Linked DNA regions of Homo sapiens: region 2 is linked to region 1. The links are chromatin loops, found by intact Hi-C in ENCODE. Cell type or tissue: PC-3. All regions are shown on one strand. Each heading gives the region's core, and the rest is flanking DNA. Links, peaks and the distances in the headings are about the cores only.

Region 1 (4,958 bases), core at 769-4,768:
TGGGCAGTGCATGCCAGCGTGCTGGGGACTGGGAGAAGCCACAGGGACATATGCTAAATAGAGGGCCTGGGGTGGGGATGCGGAGTTTTGTTAGCACTGTTCCTCTAACTACAGCATACATGATTGCGAAGCATAAATAACCAATTCCTTGTTCCTGAACAAACAGAAGTGGCAGCAGGTAGAGGAGAAATCTTTAAATAGCAATACTGAACTGTACTAACACTTTCCTCAGGAAAAAGGCTGGGAATTGGCAAACTGTGAATAGACCTGGCCTACTTAACACTTGCCAATCAGCCACAGTGCCCAGATCAGTTCTGAGACTATGTCGGCCCAGCCCATGGCCATGCAGGTGCCAGCTACATCCCAGCTTCGCTTCGAGGCTTAGCTATACTCTCATTCACACCCTTGAACTTCTGGTCCACCTAAAAGCAGGAAGCTAGTGCAGCCAGGCAAGCCTCATGCTGGGTCGGAAGAGCGGTCAGAGGGACTTGGGTATTCACTACTTACCCACTGAGGTCTAACCCGGAAATACTTAAGAGTTGGTTGAATACCACCTTTGCCCATATACCTTTAAGGTCAGGGCGGGCCCCTTTGAGACCAGCTCAGAACCAATTTAGGGTGAGGCTGGGAGAGGTCTTGCGGTCTTAGACCAAATCAGGACACTGTGAAGGAAACCTAAGCCTGGTCCCCATGGCAACAGCAGAACTAGACTAGTCTGTGGGAAGAAATGGGGGTGGTGGGGGGGGGACGACATAAATAGTGCAACAAGTGACATCAAGGGTACACTTGTCTGCAAGAAACTGTCTTTATCCTTAGATTTTTATCCAGGAACAACATAGGAGGATTTGGATGCTCTCCGAGAGAAGGAAACTATTCCCACCTGAAAGGCTGAGGTCATAGTTTTACTCACTGGAATTCTGGGGACTGCTGGTAGTTTAATAAAGACAGACAGAAGCCTTGCAGTTTGGTGGCAATAGAGTCTGACAGAACAAGTAAGAGCTGACCTCGTGCTGGAAACTGAAATCAGCCCCCCCCCGCGTAGAGAAACCAAGCTTGCTATACTTGGTCTATTTCAAATGTGTGAAAGATGCCAAGAAGACCCACCTATTAATCCAGCTACATCTTACGTAATTGTTTTTACCCAAGGATATAGACACTAGTAAAAAAGCCCTTGAATTAAACACTACAAAGAAAGTGGAAGAATGAACAGTGTGCGGAGAAACCTCTAACTGAAGGTCAGTTTAGGACCGAATCCGTCTGCAGGACAGGAGAGCTGAAAGCCAGCTGAAATGTACAATATCCCTGCTGTGGTCCTGGACAGCAAAAGCAAGATGCGAACAGAAAGAAGGTAGTCAGAGACAGATGGGCATGGCAGACAGAGGTACAGGAGTATGTTCAAGAACCTATCAGATGACCCCAACGTCCTATCTGATGATTTTGGAAGCCTAAGACTCTCCCTAAAGTCATCTCACAAATGTGGGACACAGATGCAGTATGGTGGCCTTTTGATCACCACACTGCTTGTATTGAGAGTCAAGCAGGGCAACTATATTCAACAGATTCCAAGTGAGTGAGAGGCTAAGGGTGCTCAGCCTGTGGACATGTGGAACCGAGAGAGGCTCATGAAGCAAATCTCTAATACCACACCCTTTCCTTCCCCTAGATTCATTGTCTTCTAGGAGAGACACAATTAAAACAGGGCCAGGGCAGGATTTCCCATGGAGACTGACAATTGATTCTATACCAGAAAACTACTCTTAAGGTTTCATCCTGACTGTAGTAGACCTGTGATAAGTTACATGTCTTGTTGCTTTGGAGATTGAATGCTTCCTTCCACCGCCACAACACTATTGTGTGGATTACACATTTGCAAATAGTTTCTCTCTAGTACTTAGCAGTGACTTCGAATTCAAATGCCTCCCTGATAAAATCATATCATGAATATGCATCAAGCCCACTCTTAGATAAATAATAATTACTTGGCAATTGATACGCTGCAAAATAAAAGTATTATGTTCTGTATTCAATGGGAAACTTGTGGAAATGAAATGAGTCTGAGAATGGACCCGTGCTGCAGTGCTTAGTCTTTGTGCTCCTGTCAACTGTCACACTAGGGAGGGGATTCTCAGACTGCTGTGCCATCATTAACTACAGGAGATGGATTCTTTTATTTGACAAAGAGAAATGATTTTTTTTCTCCAAATATAAGAAGCCATTAATGACATTCCCCCTCTCTGTTGCTGTTTTGGGAACACCTGCAAATCCTCCTAGCATCACGAGATATCCTTTTGTTTCATGGTAAGACTTTTTAAAAAGACTCCGATAACTTGAGAGCTGTGTCCCATTGACTCTACTCTCCTGAAACCTGGCTGCAAAAGTCATCCATGAGCCTTGCATCTCAGGCCCAGGTCAGGAGAGACCGTGTTACAAGAAGGTCTTCTTCAAACCCTGAGTCATAGCAGATCCTGTTATGGCCAGGACGCCGGATGCCTCCTCAAGGTGGAAAGGTGGAAAGGATATCTCTGGCTGGATGATTCAGTCCACTCAAGAGCCAGGACAAGAGTAAGCAGAAGACATAACAGAGAGCAATAAGTGCTCCCTGGAGAAGTCTGCTCCCCGCCATTCTAGAATGCAGAAAACCTAAGTGGTCAACAGTCTGGTCAAGCAGATTTAGAATGTTGATGCAGGCTGCCTTTCCAGATCCTTTACCAATTCTTCCAAGCCCCAACTGCCCCGTCTCCTAAGATCTTCATGCACTCATCAGGCCCTGACCCTGCCTCTCGCCTCAGGATTCAGCCTTGGGTATGAATGAATGTCTTCACCATTCCCTGAGTGCTGGTGGTAGAGAGGGAGCTCAGACTTCCCAAGAAAGATGTGGACTACAGCGCCCTCTATAGAAAGCAAACAAGAAGAATCCCTGCTGAAAGCAGCAAGGGAAATCAGCTCACCCTCCCCTATAATGTAGCAGCCCCCGAACAAGTTTTTTGGGGTACAAACACCACCTTGATTCTGAGATCTAAGCCAATTCTTTTCATTATGGCTCAAATAATACACCTAAATTCCTGTAAGTTAAATCCTACAATAATGAATTCCAATCAAATACTGCCTGGAATAAGTAGATCGTAATGAAGGCTGGGAAACCTGTTATAGACACGGAGACTGGGATGCTAGGGTAGTAATCTTTTTACAACAGTGTTTGGCACAAATTCATACTTTAAGCTGTTTTAAGAGTGGTATCATAAAGCCACAACTGTTCTGACTCCAAAGGCATCACTTTCCACCCCAAATATCAGGAAAGTAAGGCAGGAAAGGAAGGGTGGAATTGTGTGCATCTTTTCCCTTGGTCAGTTCAAGTCATTAACAACATTCAGCCAAGCCAGCCAAGCCCAGCTCAGAGCAGGGGATACATGGGAAACCAAAATGTGCCTCTCCATTTCAACTGCATCCCCCATCTATCCCCCTCCCGCTGCCCCCACTCCCCAACAAGCAATGATCCAATAGCATGAGCGATTCCTTATGACTCCCTAGATTTTAAACCTGCCCTGAGCCCCTCGCTAGGGAAGGTGCATCAAGCCCATGAGAGTGGAGCCTGCGAAGTAGGGAGGAGGCTGAGGAGAACCTGGGCCACAGCCACTTGTGTCTGCTGCTGCTGCTGCTGGAGGAGCTGCTGGAGGAGCTGCATCTGGTGGTGAGTGGACAGCGGTGTCTCTGTGCCCAGGCCTGGAGGCTTCGAGGAAGAAGAAGGGAGCAGCATCCTGGGTGAGGCTGTCAGCATGGGCTCCTGGGGGTGCGAAACCTGGAGGAGAAGGAGAAGACAGGACATGACATGTGGCAGGAGCCATCTTGAGGGGCCTCCCTCTCTTTGGCATGCACTCAGGAGGAGCAAATTGGCACACTTACAACCCATAAGCTGACAGCACTATATCTTCAATGGAAATGGGAGTAGAGGCCCAGAAAGGAAATGGTGTAGCTGCCTGGGCTGATACCACACAGTCAGAAAATCGTAGGGGGACTAGGGGGACACCTCGGTAACTGACCCCGATGGGAGACTGATGGCTGATACTGCTCCATCTCTTGCCCACCACTTCCAATGATACCCTGTCACTGAGTTCCTTGAGGTTCTAGACTTAGAAGAATCTATTTTAGGAAAACGTAGCTTCCATCCACCCTACCATGATAACAGGAAGGACCCAGCTTCAATCCTCTACTCTGCTGTGTCCTTAGGGCTCCCTCCTCCAGGGTCTGAGATGTTCCTTCTCCCTTGTTGGGAGAAGCGTGGAGCTGGGTCCTGGAGGAAGGGGCCATGTGAGGGGGCTACCTCCTGCCCTCCACTGCCTCTGGTGAGAACCATCGGCAAAGAAGTTTGGATCCTAAAATATATAATGATCTGGAGAGATCCTCTTAGATGAAAGAAGTTCCTGTGTCCTTCCCTCCTTTCCTTCTGTCTCCCTCTCCTGTGGACATTTTTACCAAGATGGCTTCTACGATTCATAGAATTCCATGGCAGGGAAAGACATTTTGTTTCTGGCAGTTCTGCTGTGGGGACTTCTTCAGACATACACAAGGAAGGCCCCCAGTGACACAGGGCTGTTTCCACTTGTAGAGGATAAACTGGTTCCAAAGGAAACGTCAGGCAGCTAGTTTAGAACTGAACTGCCCTCCAAACCTCCATGTGAGATAAGATATGAATGTTAAAGAGAGAGAGGTGCCCTGATATAAACCGCCTGGGAATCTAAGGGTAGAGCTATTGGTCAGTAATTTTGCTTCTGGGTTTAAAACATTTTTAATTAGCTTTGGCTTCAGGTTGGAATTTGATCTCAAGTTCTTAGTTTCTTAATTGGATCACATTAGGAACCCCCAGATGCCACAGTCATCTCACCTATATGATGTTAGGTTAGAGCTGATGAAGACTAAGGTGGTCTCTCAGTTTCTGACATCCAGTGGGCCAACTTCCAGAC
Region 2 (4,958 bases), core at 487-4,486, 250 kb before region 1:
CTTGAACTCAGGAGTTCAAGACCAGCCTGGGCTACATGGTGAAACTCCCTCTCTACAAAAAAAAACAAAAATTTAGCCGACATGGTGGTGTGCACCTGTAGTCCCAGCAACTTGAGGGGCTGAAGCAGGAGAATCACTTGAGCCCAGGAGGTTGAGGCTGCAGTAAGCCAAGATCTTGCCACTGCACTCCAGCCTGGGCGACAAAGTGAGACCCTGTCTCAGAAAAAAAAAAAAAAAAGATATTTATGAGACACTTGGGGAAGTTCAAACACTGGCTGGATACTACATGATATTAAGGCATGATTGTTAATTATTAAGGTTTTAAAAATATCATGGGGTGGGCATTGTGGCTCACGCCTGTAATCCCAACACTTTGAGAAGCTGAGGTGGGAGGATCACTTGCGCCCAGGAGTTTGGGAACAGCCTGGGCAACATGGCAAGACCTCGTCTCTACAAAATAAATTACCTGGACCAGTGGCATGTGCCTGTAGTACCAGCTACTTGGGAAGCTAAGGTTGGGGGATCACTTGAGCCCAGGAGTTCGGGGCTGCAGTGAGCCATGTTCATGCCACTGTACTCCAGCCTGGGTGACAGAGTGAGACCTGGTCTAAATACATATATATATTCATATATATAAACACACACATACACTGGTTATTTTATCACTCCAATATACACTGATACAATGAAGTATTACAACCAAGATGTTGAACTGATTTTAAAGTAATTCAGTGGGTGGGTGGGGTGTAGAGGGAAAGTGAGAAATAAATGAACCAAGACTAACCACAATTAATTGTTAGAAACTAAGTAATAGAGGCTTATTACTCTGTTCTATTGTGTATGTTTGAATTTATTTTAAGTAGACAAAAAGTATGGGCCTCTGGATTTAGACTCTGGGTTCAATTCTCAGCTTTGCTTCTTATGAGGTATATAATCTTAAACAATTTACTTAACCTCTATGCCTCAGTTTCCCTGTGTACTGGACAATAAAAGTTCCCACTTCATAGGAAAGTAATAAGGATTAAATGAGATAATGTATGTAAAGTGCTTAGTGCAATGCCTGACACATGGTTAAGTGTTAGAATATGTTAGCCATAGTTATCCTTACTGAATATTTACTTTATATTCGTGTGACAGTTAATCTCTCCTTTATCACATTTCAGACCTTTTAGAAGTCTATAAAATAAGCCAGATGTGGTCACACATGCCTGTATTCCCAGCACTTTGGGAGGCCAAGGTGGAAGGATTTCTTGAGCCCTGGAGTTCGAGACCAGCCTGGGCAACATAGTGAGACCATCTTTACCAAAAATTAAAATAAAAAATTAGCGGGGGGAGGCCGAGACAGGCAGATCACCTGAGGTCAGGAGTTCAAGACCAGCCTGACCAATATGGAGAAACCCCGTCTCTACTAAAAACACAAAATTAGCCAGGCGTGGTGGTGCATGTCTGTAATCCCAGGAGGGATTACATACTCAGAAGGCTGAGGCAGGAGAATCGCTTGAACCTGGGAGGCAGAAGTTTCGGTGAGCCAAGATCACGCCATTGTACTCCAGCCTGGGCAACAGGAGTGAAACTCCGTCTCAAAAAAAAAAAAAAATTAGCTGGGCATGGTGCTGCATGCCTATAGTCCTAGCTACTTGGAAAGCTGAAGTAGGAAGATCCCTTGAGCCCACAATTTTGAGACTACAGTGAGTTATGATTGAGCCACTGCACCCCAGCCTGGGCAACAGGGTGAGAACCTGTCTCCAATTAAAAAAAAAAAAAAGTGAGGAATTTATTTTAAAAAATAAAATAAAATGTATATTTTAAACTTTAAAAGAAAATCGATTGTCTCATTTCAATCTTATCCATATTATGTTATATATTTTACTCTATAAAATACAACATGAGTTGTACACATGGTTTTGTAAGAAGAAAAAAAAAAACTTTGCCTACCAGAATAAAATCTGAGATTTGTGGGAAGGATCATTTCCTGGGAAGTGGAATCACTGAGAGAGAAATTGAAGAACTGATGTGGAAAAGATGAGTCATGAAGCTACAAGGATAGACTTTTTGTTCTTATGGTGTCCTAACTTTGTTGATAATTTGGAAAACACTGTTCACATAAACATATTGTCACCACTGACTCACTGAGTTTTTTGGCAAGCCTTTTAGACCTTTCAGCTTTAAAGACATAATACTGAATGTATACATTCCATCAGAGGGCTCATATTAAACCTCTTGAAAAAAAGCTTTACCTCAAACTGCATTACCTTAAATTTCTATATATTTCCTTCGTATATTCCTCTGAATCATAAGGCATTATCATATTTCACAAATGAAGACTCTATTAAATGCCCAATGCCAAAGACAATAGCATAATGGAGACTACGCTTTCTTATACTGCAACAATGCACATTCCGCTCTCTGAAAGTATGTTTACATCCTCCACCTCAACTGCACCACAGCCAATTTTACCTCAGATTTCCTTCACAGCTGTACCAAAGTGGCTAATGTGAACACCTTTGGTTAATTTTTCCTTTGAGCCTTTATAAAAGATAAAGCTTTTTAATCATAAAATTAAGAATGTATTGTCCAAAAATTTATAGAGAGAAAAAAACCCACCCATAACGTCATCACCTTAACACCTTTTTTTTTTTTTTTTTTTTTTGAGACAGAGCGTCGCTCTGTGGCTCAGGCTGGAGTGCAGCGGTGCAATCTCAGCTCACTGTACCCCCTGCCTCCTGGGTTCAAATGATTCTCCTGCCTCAGCCTCCCGAGTAGCTGGGATTACAGGCGTGTGCCACCACGCCTGGCTAATATTTGTATTTTTAGTAGAGATGGGGTTTCTCTATGTTACCCAGGCTGGTCTTGAACTCCTGACCTCAGGTGACCCACCTGCCTCAGCCTCCCAAAGTGCTGGGATTACAGGTGTGAGCCATCACGCCTGGCCTTAACACATTATTATACTTTTTACTTCTCATTCAGCCCGAAAGAAGTGCCTGTAATATTTTTAAACCAAACTGTTCACTAACTTTCCTCTTTCTCTTCCCTGCCTACCACCCTGATTCCCATTTCAGAAGATGTTGAGTCAGACAGGGATAAAATTTAGAAAGACCCCCATTTAGGCTGGTTGTTTCTAGCAGTCTGAGATATTTGCAAAGTGGAATTATCCCCAGAATGCCTGTATTCATCTTTTGCTTGTACTGTTCTCAAGTGAAATGTTCTTCACTCTTCTCCTCGTCTAAGCTTTCAAAGCCAGAACACATCCAGTCTCTTCCCTCTCATCCTTGGTTGTTGATTTCTAAGCTAAGTCTATGCCTCCAAGTCAGTAATTCTCACTCCTAGCTGCCTTTTGGAATCATCTAATGCTTTTTATAAATTAGATGCTCTGGCCTTCTACCAGACTGAGAATCATAATCTCTAGGATTGAAGTCAAAAACTTGCAAGATTTTTCAAAAATCTCTCCAAGTAATTCAGAGGATCCTAAGGGTTGGAAACCATTGTTCTAGTAATTACAATTCTCCTGGTCATGTCTTGCTAGTTTTTTTGTTTGTTTGTTTTTTTGAGACGGAGTCGCCCAGGCTGGAGTGCAGTGGCATGATCTCTGCTCACTGCAACCTCCGCCTCCCGGGTTCAAGCAATTCTCCTGCCTCAGCCTCCTGAGTAGCTGGGATTACAGGCACACGCCACCACACCTGGCTAATTTTTGTCTTTTTAGTAGAGACCAACATAGTTTCACCATGTTGGTCAGGCTGGTCTCGAACTCCTGTCGTGATCCGCTCCCCTCGGCCTCCCAAAGTGCTAGGATTACAGGCGTGAGTCACCGCACGCAGCCCATCTTTCATTCTTTTACCACGATCAGTACCGCCCCCTCGGGTGTTTGAAAGAACAAAGCTCACATAAGATTTATCTATTTGGTTTCTAGCTTAATTTATTATTGCTCTGGAAACACTGGCCTCTCAGTCTCTCTCCCTAATTTATGTTTCCTTTTTAGTACCATCCCTGAACATTTTTTAATAATTTCAACTTTTATTCTTGATTCAGGCAGTACCTGTGCAGGTTTGTTACATGAATATATTGTGTGATGCTGAGGCTTGGGGTACAATTGATTCTGTCACCCAGGTAGTAAGCATAGCTTTTCAACTACTGGTGAAAAACTATTGGTTTTCCAACCCTTTCTTTCCCCTCTCAAGCAGTCCCCAGTCTCTATCGTTGCTATCTTTATGTTCACGAGTACCCAATGTTTAGCTCCCACTTATAAGTGAAAACATGTGGCATTTGGTCCAGCAATCCCATTACTGTGCATATAACTAAAAAAATGTATAAATCGTTCACCCAAAAAGACACATGTACTTGTATGTTCATCACAGCACTATTCACAATAGCAAAGACATGGAATCCAGTTAGGTGCCCATCAAAGGTGGACTGGATAAAGAAAATGTGGTACATATACACCATGGAATACTATGCAGCCATAAAAAAGAATGAAATCATGTCCTTTGCAGTAACACGGATGCAGCTGGAGGCCATTATCTTAAACAAATCAACACAGGAACATCTCTGAACTTTCAGTCAGCCTCCCCAAATTCTCTTACAGTGACCATTCTCAAGCCTTAGTGTACACCAAAATCATGCAGATGGCTTGTTAAAACACACATTTCTAGGCTGCACCCCCATATGCATAATGTAGTTATTCTGAGAATCTGTATTTCTAAGTTTCCAGGTGATGCTGATGTACCTGGTTCAGGCGACCACACTTAGAAATATCAGTTATAGATTTCCTAATTAACCCCATATTTTGGGCATGAATCACCTGGCAACTTGATGCAGTTAAGGGACCCCTTTCCTCCCCAAAATAATTATAAATCTTCCTTTCATGATCCACTTCTAAATCACAATACACATTTGCACTTAGAGGTAATTAAATCTGGCCAGGCACCATGGCTCATGCCTGTAATCTCAACACTTTGGGAAGC

Evidence for each region. A loop is a pair of places that touch in the nucleus more often than their neighbours do. Peaks named below come from ENCODE experiments on the same cell type or tissue, not always from the same donor. Only the 100,000 strongest peaks of a DNase experiment are listed, where the experiment ranks them.
Region 2: it touches region 1 in a loop (16-fold over the local background); 5 of 110 quality-filtered maps call a loop at or near these places.

What each region holds. Positions count from the first base shown.
Region 1 is chr1:162,355,798-162,360,755 of GRCh38, reverse strand. NOS1AP (nitric oxide synthase 1 adaptor protein) reads right to left here. Exons shown (of 10, transcript NM_014697.3): 8 at 3,620-3,796. Among named protein-coding and RNA genes, the nearest start is that of MIR556, 16 kb to the right of the region's middle. RefSeq lists a silencer at 2,787-3,009. In PC-3, for the core only: a CTCF peak has its summit at 2,886; a DNase peak (open chromatin) is centred at 2,875.
Region 2 is chr1:162,602,845-162,607,802 of GRCh38, reverse strand. No RefSeq gene overlaps it. Among named protein-coding and RNA genes, the nearest start is that of DDR2, 27 kb to the left of the region's middle. In PC-3, for the core only: no CTCF peak of the experiment used is centred there; a DNase peak (open chromatin) is centred at 2,102; H3K4me3 peaks cover 373 bases; H3K27ac peaks cover 2,454 bases.